Linked DNA regions of Homo sapiens: all the other regions are linked to region 3. Evidence: chromatin contacts called from ENCODE Hi-C or POLR2A ChIA-PET data. All regions are on one chromosome and are shown on one strand. The core of a region is the stretch at or near the end of the contact, and the rest is flanking DNA. Distances in the headings are between cores, read along the strand shown. Region 1 holds the start of SPG21 (SPG21 abhydrolase domain containing, maspardin). Region 2 holds the start of INTS14 (integrator complex subunit 14). Region 3 has its middle 4.2 kb from the start of RNU5B-1.

The links. A loop is a pair of places that touch in the nucleus more often than their neighbours do. ChIA-PET counts read pairs that join two places held with the same protein, here RNA polymerase II (POLR2A). Pooled maps may share reads with other maps.
Region 1: a loop to region 3 is called in a map of CD8-positive, alpha-beta T cell, with 5 times the contacts of the local background. The contact joins the promoter of SPG21 here to the enhancer-like site in region 3. A Hi-C loop is called at or near these places in 4 of 168 maps with a recorded cell type or tissue (CD4-positive, alpha-beta T cell, CD8-positive, alpha-beta T cell, OCI-LY7 and 1 more), 8 of 37 single-sample maps with no recorded cell type and 15 of 50 pooled maps. POLR2A ChIA-PET finds 5 or more read pairs at or near these places in 8 of 52 experiments (CD4-positive, alpha-beta memory T cell, K562, WTC11 and 5 more).
Region 2: a loop to region 3 is called in a map of CD4-positive, alpha-beta T cell, with 2.8 times the contacts of the local background. The contact joins the promoter of INTS14 here to the enhancer-like site in region 3. A Hi-C loop is called at or near these places in 3 of 168 maps with a recorded cell type or tissue (CD4-positive, alpha-beta T cell, HAP-1 and gastrocnemius medialis) and 12 of 50 pooled maps. POLR2A ChIA-PET finds 5 or more read pairs at or near these places in 13 of 52 experiments (A549, A673, CD4-positive, alpha-beta T cell and 9 more).

What each region holds. Positions count from the first base shown.
Region 1 is chr15:64,988,624-64,991,323 of GRCh38, reverse strand. SPG21 (SPG21 abhydrolase domain containing, maspardin) reads left to right here and starts at 1,410. Exons shown (of 9, transcript NM_016630.7): 1 at 1,410-1,659. RefSeq lists enhancers at 977-1,036, 1,077-1,146, 1,202-1,701, 1,702-2,203 and silencers at 1,217-1,706, 1,827-1,876, 1,679-1,973.
Region 2 is chr15:65,609,712-65,612,411 of GRCh38, reverse strand. INTS14 (integrator complex subunit 14) reads left to right here and starts at 1,281. Exons shown (of 12, transcript NM_001394796.1): 1 at 1,281-1,314. It also overlaps a transcript of SLC24A1 not described here. RefSeq lists an enhancer at 1,204-1,363.
Region 3 is chr15:65,299,126-65,301,825 of GRCh38, reverse strand. No RefSeq gene overlaps it. Among named protein-coding and RNA genes, the nearest start is that of RNU5B-1, 4.2 kb to the left of the region's middle. RefSeq lists an enhancer at 120-635. Within about 2 kb of position 1,250, at least 3 of the 41 ENCODE cell types and tissues checked have a DNase peak (open chromatin) inside an H3K27ac peak, as active enhancers do; they include CD4-positive, alpha-beta T cell and CD8-positive, alpha-beta T cell, where a contact is called at or near this core.

The DNA.
Region 1 (2,700 bases), core at 161-2,660, 310 kb after region 3:
TCCCATCTCAGCCTCCTGAGTAGCGGGGATTACAGGCATGCGCCACCACGCCCGGCTAATTTTTGTATTTTTTTGTACAGACAGGGTCTCCCAGGTTGCCCAGGCTAGTCTCGAACTCCTGGGCTCAATCAAGCGATCCGTCCACCTTGGCCTCCCAAAGTGCTGGGATTACAATCAATATACATTTAGTACCTATTATTTATGGGCTAATCATGTGCTAATGGACTGGTGGAATCACTCTATTCCCTTTGCTCTAGATTGAAGCTTCGAGACCACCTGGGAAAATAGACAACTAATGTAATGAATATCCATAACCAGTTTCAGAGACAACCAGTAGTTTGCAAGTTATTCCACCCATTAAACGATTCCAAATGTTGGAGAAAAGGCCCCCAACTTAAAATACTCCACGGAAACGTGCTCTATACATCTATGTGGTGCTTACAATAAAAGATGAATTCCTGCGACTGAGTTGCAACCCCGAAAGAAATGATTTAGAGAAAAAAAGAAAGAAAGAAAAAGGTAAGTATGTCACCGTGCTTTTGGAAAATGCTTTTGGGATTTGTCCAAGTTCTAGAGTGGAACCCAAGGCTCCTGGGCCAGGGGACAGAAGTGATAACTAAGTAGGATGCAATTTAGTTGGAATCTTCCCTGACCTTAATCCCATAAACAGTTGCCTAGGTAAAGGCAAAGTCTACAGGCCCTAAAACAGGGTACAAGCTTTCCCTAAAACATATTAGAGAGAGGCACTTTCAACAGGACCTTGTTGCAGGATCCCTAAAAAAAAAATTCAAAACAAGGAGATTTACATGTTATTCACCTTATCATAATTTCAGAAATATTTTACTAATAAAAAAGGAGTCGTGAAGTCTGGAACACCTTAAGACGTGACGTCTGCAACACCTTAAGAACAATGATTACAAATGTATTAATATTCTCTCTGATTTTAAGGGAAAAGTGATGAAGGAACAGGAAGATGGGTGGGCGTATGTTCCCAGAAATCCCCAGAACGTCAAAAAGGAAGCGGAGGCTTTGAGTGGAGGACTACGGAGAGCGTCTACGGTTGTGCCAAAGGAAAAAAAATGTTCCTAAGAAAAGAGTATACAAAGTTGTGTTCATCAAAGTCTGGAACCCAAAGGTGTCCCTCCAAAGCTGTACACGACAGAGAAAACGCGAACTGAAAGAAGAAGCAGGTCCCAAGGGGCCAGGCGCCTCCTCCACCTCCTCCTCCTCCTAGGTACGTAGGGCAGAACTAAGGCTGACCCAGACGTAACTCAGCCCTCTCCTCACGCCAGCCGCAGCCAAGCATCCCACGGAGCCTCCCCCCGCGCCCGTCGCCGTGGCGACCGCCGGGGCCACGCAGCACCGCCCCTTCCTCGCGACGTGGCCCCGCCCTCTGAGAACCCGGAAGCGGGAGTCTCGCGCCAGCTGAGCGGCGGTCGGGCGGGGGGAGCGCGGCGGCCCAAGCTCGCTCGGCCACGCGCCCCGCCCCCTCAGAGGCCGGCCTCCCGCACGCACCGCGCAGCCTGCTGTGCCCGTGGGTCCCGAGTGCTCCGCCGCCCGCCCCGACCCGGGCCCAGCCGCCTCCACGGCCCGCGCTCGTACTGGAGCGAAGAGCGGCCTCCTGAAGGAGGGGAAGGGACGTGGGGGCGGCCACGGCAGGTGAGGGTGGGCGAAGCCCTGGGAAGCGGCTGGGTGTGCGGTATGCGGGGTTGTAGGTGTGTGTGTGTGGCGCGTGGCTGCCTTGGTTGGTGTGACTTTGTGAGTGTGTTCTGAGTGGGCCGGTCCATGTGACCACGCACGTGATCACGTGCCCTTGTGAGTGTGTGTCTGGGGCCGAATCTGGGCTGTGGGGTGGTCGGTGTGCTTGTGACCCTGCCTTTGTGTGGCTGTCACCGGTGGGACTGGCGGGGAGCTGTGTGTGAGTCTCCAGCGGGAGGTGGGGGCGGCACAGGGCTTAACCGGGGCATCCTCCTGTAAACCCATCCTGGGGCTACACGACTGCAGCCCAGGAACATTTCTTTCTTTCTTTCTTTCTTTTTTTTTTTCTCAGCAAACTTTTAAGAACTGTGAGCAGAGGCCAGTAATTTTGGAGACAGGACCTCGGCCTGAAAGTGATAGATGTCTTTGTTGTTACTGAGTGTGGGCCAGGTGTAAGGTTTGTAAACGGGGGATGAGGAACAGAGCGGGACCGGAGTGTCTCATTTTTCCTCTTCTCGTTTTCCTGGGGAGTTATAAGTTAGACATTTATGCTGCTTCCTTTGTCTCCACCTACACTGGTTCAGCTCCTTTTGGCACAAAGATTCAACAAATTAAGGAGTAACTTTTTTTTTTTTTTTTTTTTTGAGACGGAGTCTCGCTCCGTCGCCCAGGCTGGAGTGCAGTGGCGCCATCCCAGCTCACTGCAAGCTCTGTCTGCTGGGTTTACGCCATTCTCCTGCCTCAGCCTCCCGAGTAGCTGGCACTACAGGCTCCCGCCACCACGCCCGGCTAATTTTTTGTATTTTTAGTAGAGACGGGGTTTCACCGTGTTAGCCAGGATGGCCTCGATCTCCTGACCTCGTGATCCGCCCGCCTCGGCCTCCCAAAGGGCTGAGATTACAGGCGTGAGCCATCGCGGCTGGCCACTGAGGAGTAACTTAATAGCTGTGTCCAAATTCCAAAAGCTTTTTTCCCAAGAGCATGAGAAGAGATGTCACAGAT
Region 2 (2,700 bases), core at 32-2,531, 310 kb before region 3:
ATTTGTCTGTTCAGTTCAAAGCATCCTCCTTCCTCGTCCCATCTCCTAATCTCGCCCCATCCTATCAGCTAAAAGAAAAAGGCAAATGCCTGAGGCCTTCTAGAGGCCTTTCTGTACTCACTTTGTAACCTATGTGGTTCCACATTGTTCTTTGAACCGTAACTACCCAGGGGCCTGCTGGCATCCATCTAAGCCTATCTCTAGCTGGGATTCCCTGGCTCCCTACATGGTTAGAAAGAAAGTCACCTCTTGCCCTCTTAAGGACCTCACTGAGGCACAGACTACAATGGAGACACCAGGTGGCCAGAGTGGCAGGCAAGAGCCCATGTTGCCTTACAGGGAAATCTGAGCACGCATGCCTTGTCCAGGGTGAGAGGAACGAGGGCCCTCTGCTTCCCTCAAAGAGGGGATAGGGGAAATAAAGTGAGCATTTGGGCTGAGGAGACCAAGAGGCCAAGTCTTGAGGTAAATTGGGCTCAGGTCAGCTAAGAAGGATATACAAAGCATACCTCAGCCAGGAATTACAGTTTTGGGGTTTTTCCCCCCAAGATTCTCGTGCGTTAGCCTCCCAAGTAGCTGGGATTACAGGCACTCGTTACCATGCCCGGCTAATTTTTGTATTTTAGTAGAGAGCGGGGTTTCACCATGTTTCCCAGGCTGGTCTCAAACTCCTGACCTGAAGCGATCCGCCCACCTTGGCCTCCCAAAGTGCTGGGATTACAGGCCTGAACCACCACGCCCGGCCAGGATTTGTAGTTCAGGAATTGCAGTTTAAAAAGAACAGGAAGAGGATTCTGTCAACCGGTTCAGAGGATACGAGAGAGGGGGCTAAAGAGTGACGAGGAAAATAGCAGGAAGGGTTGGGCTCGTGCACCGACGGGGCCCAGGGGAGTGAGGGGACAAAAGTGTGAAGCGGACACAGAGTCACCGGGCCAGGTGAGGCCCATGGGTCAGTGGGGCAGAAGGGGAAGGAAAGAGCCCGAGAATGGGGAGAGATTCAGGGCAATGCAGAGAGACACGGCAGGAAACCCAGCCAAGGCTCGAGAGAAGTTGGGGATTTGTGGGAGGAGAGGGGTGGCCGCGGATTGGCCATCGCGAAGAGAGGCCGCGCCCCCTAGCGTCCCTCCGGGATGAGCCAGAACCCTGCCCGGGCGACCCTGAAGCTCTCCAAGGACCGCCCCGCCCAGCGCGGAGTGCAGGCGCCGGATTCCCTTCTGTCGCGCGGCCTTATAGTTCCGGCTGTGGCGCGCGGACGGAAAGTTTATGCCGACGGAAAGTTTATGCCGACGGACTGTGTCCGGCGATGGGCACGGGGTGAGTGGGGAGGCCGAGGGCCCGGGACTGCCTTTCGCTGCTTGTTGGGGTTACAGGTGAAGGGGTTATGGGTGAAGAACAACCCAGGGCCAGCGCTTGGCCTTCCCGCCACCGTGGCGGCCGCCCCGCGCTGTCTGTGAGGCGCCAGTTCCGGGGCGCTGCTCCCGGCCTCCCCTCGCTCTGAGGCTCGGGGTCCCCAGCTCCGCGTAAACTGCACGATTTCGCCCTCTGCTCAGCTCCCCTCTGCCCCCTCTTTCCAAGAGAGACTTCCAGATCCCACATTTTCTTGACTGATTTTTAAGGTAAAAATACATCTCCCAGATGTGATTTTCAGTCTGGACTTTTAGAGATGAAATTATATCTGAGAACTGGGGAGGGACTCCCGGAGGCTGACGGGAAAGCCAAAGAGCAGGTGAGGCACTAGAAATTCAGGTAGAATCCTGCTTTGAGAGCGAGACTGCTGAGAATCAGTTCTTTATGAATGAGCTAATTATCACCTTCAGGGAAGAATTACAAACGTCTAGCTGATGGACACTTGGTATTCAAGGCCAAATAGGTGGCTAGGGCCTATTTCTCAGACTGTTCCTGAGAAAGAAGAGCCCTAGTTGTTTGAACAGTACACGTGGGAAGGGGGTGGGGGTGGGAGACTTGGGGGCTCAGAATCCACCCAAGTGAGGAATACATAGTGTTGTGCTCACAAAATTGGTAGACTGTGGTGGGCAGGGATTCCCCCCCACCCAAGACGGAGTCTCGCTCTGTCGCCCAGGCTGAAGAGCAGTGGCGCGATCTCGGCTCACTGCAACCTCTGCCTCCTGGGTTCAAGCAATTCTCCTATTTCAGCCTCCCAAGTACTAGAACCACAGGCGCACGCCACCACATCTGGCTAATTTTTGTATTTTTAGTAGAGATGGGGTTTCACCATGTTGGTCAGACTGGTCTCGAACTCCTGACCTCGGGTGATCTGCCCGCCTCAGCCTCCCAAAGTGCTGGGATTAAAGGCGTGCCTGGCCTTTTTTTTTTTTAATCAGGCCTATACTGCTTGAGTGAACTATCCTTCAGGAACTTTCAGTTCCCTCCTTTACTCCAACCTGAGTACTAAATTGATCTCCCACGACTTTGTAACTGTTAATGAGGTGCATTTGGGAGTCGACACAAATGCATCACTTGGGAGAAAGAGCCAGCTCCAGAGGTGTCTTCAGAGAAGGCAAGACTGCCAGCTGTCATCACTGTCAACAGCAGATTTCACGGGCTGAAAGTGCTTTTTTGTATTTGATCTAAGTCTGTGTAAACTGTTTCCTCCCATTCTCCTAAGAGGTGAGGGCAGTACTCCTCATGATCCTCAACTTGTAAAAAGGCCTCCCTGCATGAATGGGACTACCACAGGAG
Region 3 (2,700 bases), core at 1-2,500:
AAGCACCTCCTGCCTCAGTCACCCGAGTATCTGGGACTATAGTCTGCAAGCCACCACATTGGGCTAATTTTATTTTTTAATTTTTTGTAGAGATGGGGGTCTCCCTATGTTGACAGACATGTTGCCCATGCTGGTCTCGAATTCGTGGGCTCAGGGGATTCTCCCACCCCTGCCTCTGAAAGTGTTGGTGAGAGGTGACAGCGCGCTGGCAGCCCTCGTAGCCCTCGCTCGCTCTCGGTGCCTCCTTGGCCTCAGCGCCCACTCTGGCCGCGCTTGAGGAGCCCTTCAGCCCGCCGCTGCACTGTGGGAGCCCCTTCCTGGGATGGCCGAGGCCGGAGCCGGCTCCCTCAGCCTGCGGGGAGGTGTGGAGGGAGAGACACCGCAGGAACCGGGGCTGCGCACGGGGCTTGCGGGCCAGCTAGAGTTCCGGGTGGGCGTGGCCTTGGCGGCCCGCAGTCCGAGCGGCCGGCCGGCCGGCTCCGCCGACCCCAGACAGTAAGGGGCTTAGCACCTGGGCCAGCAGCTGCGGAGGATGCGCCAGGTCCCCCAGCAGTGCCGGCCCACCGGCGCTGTGCTGGATTTCTTGCCGGGCCTTAGCTGCCTCCCTGCAGGGCAGGGCTCGGGACCTGCAGCCTGCAATGCCTGAGCCTACCCTGCCCACCCGCCATGGGCTTCTGCGCGGCCGGAGCCTCCACGGACAAGTGCCGCCCCCTGTTCCACCGCGCCCAGTCCCATGGACCGCCCAAGGGCTGAGGAGTGCCGGCACACGGCTCAGGACTGGCAGGCAGCTCCACCTGCGGCCCCAGTGGAGGATCCACTGGACGAAGCCAGCTGGGTTCCGGAGTGTGGTGGGGACTTGGAGAATCTTTATGTCTAGCTAAGGGATTGTAAATACACCAATCAGCACTCTGTATCTAGCTCAAGGTTTGTAAATGCACCAATCAGCACTCTGTGTCTAGCTCAGGGTTTGTAAATACACCAATGGACACTCTGTATCTAGCTAATATAGTGGGGACGAAAACTTTTGTGTCTAGCTCAGGGATTGTAAACACACCAATCAGCACCCTGTCAAAACGGACCAATCAGCTCTCTGTAAAACAGACCAATCGGCTCTCTGTAAAATGGACCAATCAGCAGGATGTGGGTGGGGCCAGATAAGAGCATAAAAGCAGGCTGCCCGCTCCTGCTGCGGCAGGCAGGTGGGGTGTTTTCTTTGATACCGAGGTGGCTTTTTTTCTTTTGCTGTTTGCAGTAACTTGCTATTGCTGCTGCTACTGCTCCGTGCGTGGGTCTGGCCTATGAGCTGTAACACTCACCCTGAAAGTGTGTAGTTTCGCTCTTGAAGCCAGTGAGGCCGGAAACCAACTGGGAAGAAGGAACAACTCCAGATGTGCTGCTTTAAAGAGTTGTAATGCTCACCGTGAAGGTCTGTAGTTTCATTCCTGAGCCAGCAAGACCACGAACCCACCAGAAGGAAGAAACTCCGAATGCATCTGAAGGTCAGAAGGAACAAGCTCTGGATACGCCGCCTTTAAGAACCCTGAGATTCACCACGAGAGTCTGCGGCTTCGTTCTTGAAGTTAGTGAGACCAAAAACCCACCAATTCTGGACACATTGGGATTAAAGGTGTGCCACTGCGCCAGCCAGCGTTACGTCTGTTTTGATAGTCTTGCATGCTTGCTGTAGTTCACAATGTAAGGGGAAGTTAGAAACCCATTGAGATGCAAAGTTCTCACCATATGATAATAGCTACGTCTCATAGGACCTAGCAAGGGGTTAAGGGGTGGGTTCTCTGAGTACTGACCTCCCCCCGTATTGAGCCTTGGGAGAGAGTGTTTCCCTTTTCCTGGGCTTTAGGAGACATTTATTTGTTGGCCTGTACTGTGCTTCACTCTGGAAGGGTCCTGGATAGCTTTCACTGTTGAGAGAACTGAAAGGAGAGTTAACTTGTTTGTAGCTCTGTGAGTCTCCACAGAGGGTCATGGAGTTTCTACAATTTGTGAATCCGAAGCTTGGACTCACGTTGATCCGTTATTTATGATGTGGCTTGCACCTCAATTTCCAGCAACAATTCGTGCTAATTTAATTTAGGAAATAACTGGCTGGGCGCGGTGGGTCACGCCTGTTGTAATACCAGCGCTTTGGGAGGTTGAGGTTGGGGGGATCACCTGAGGTCAGGAGTTCAAGACCAGCTTGGCCAACATGGTGAAACCCTTTCTCTACTAAAAATACAAAAATTGGCGGGACGCAGTGGCATGTGCCTGTAGTCCCAGCTACTCTGGAGGCTGAAGCAGGAGAATCGCTTGAACCCGGGAGGCAGAGGTTGCAGTGAGCGAAGATCGTGCTACTGCACTCCAGCCTGGGTGCAGAGACTTTCGTCTCAAAAATATAATAATCCAGTGTGTATTTTATACTTAAGTACATCTCAATTGAGACTGGCCACATTTCAAATGCTCAATAGCCACATGTGGCCAGTGGTTGCCATATTGAACAGTATACTTCTAAATCCTTTTGGATCTTCTATGAAGATAATCATATGGACTGAGAATAATAATTTTTTCTTTTTTCACTCCTTATACTTTTCCCTCCCCCTGACTTTTCTTGTTACACTTGCCTGGCAAGGCCCTTAGTGAAAAATTGAATGGAAGCAGTGATACTGTCATCTTTGTCTTTTTCCAGACTCTAAAGGGAAAGTTCAC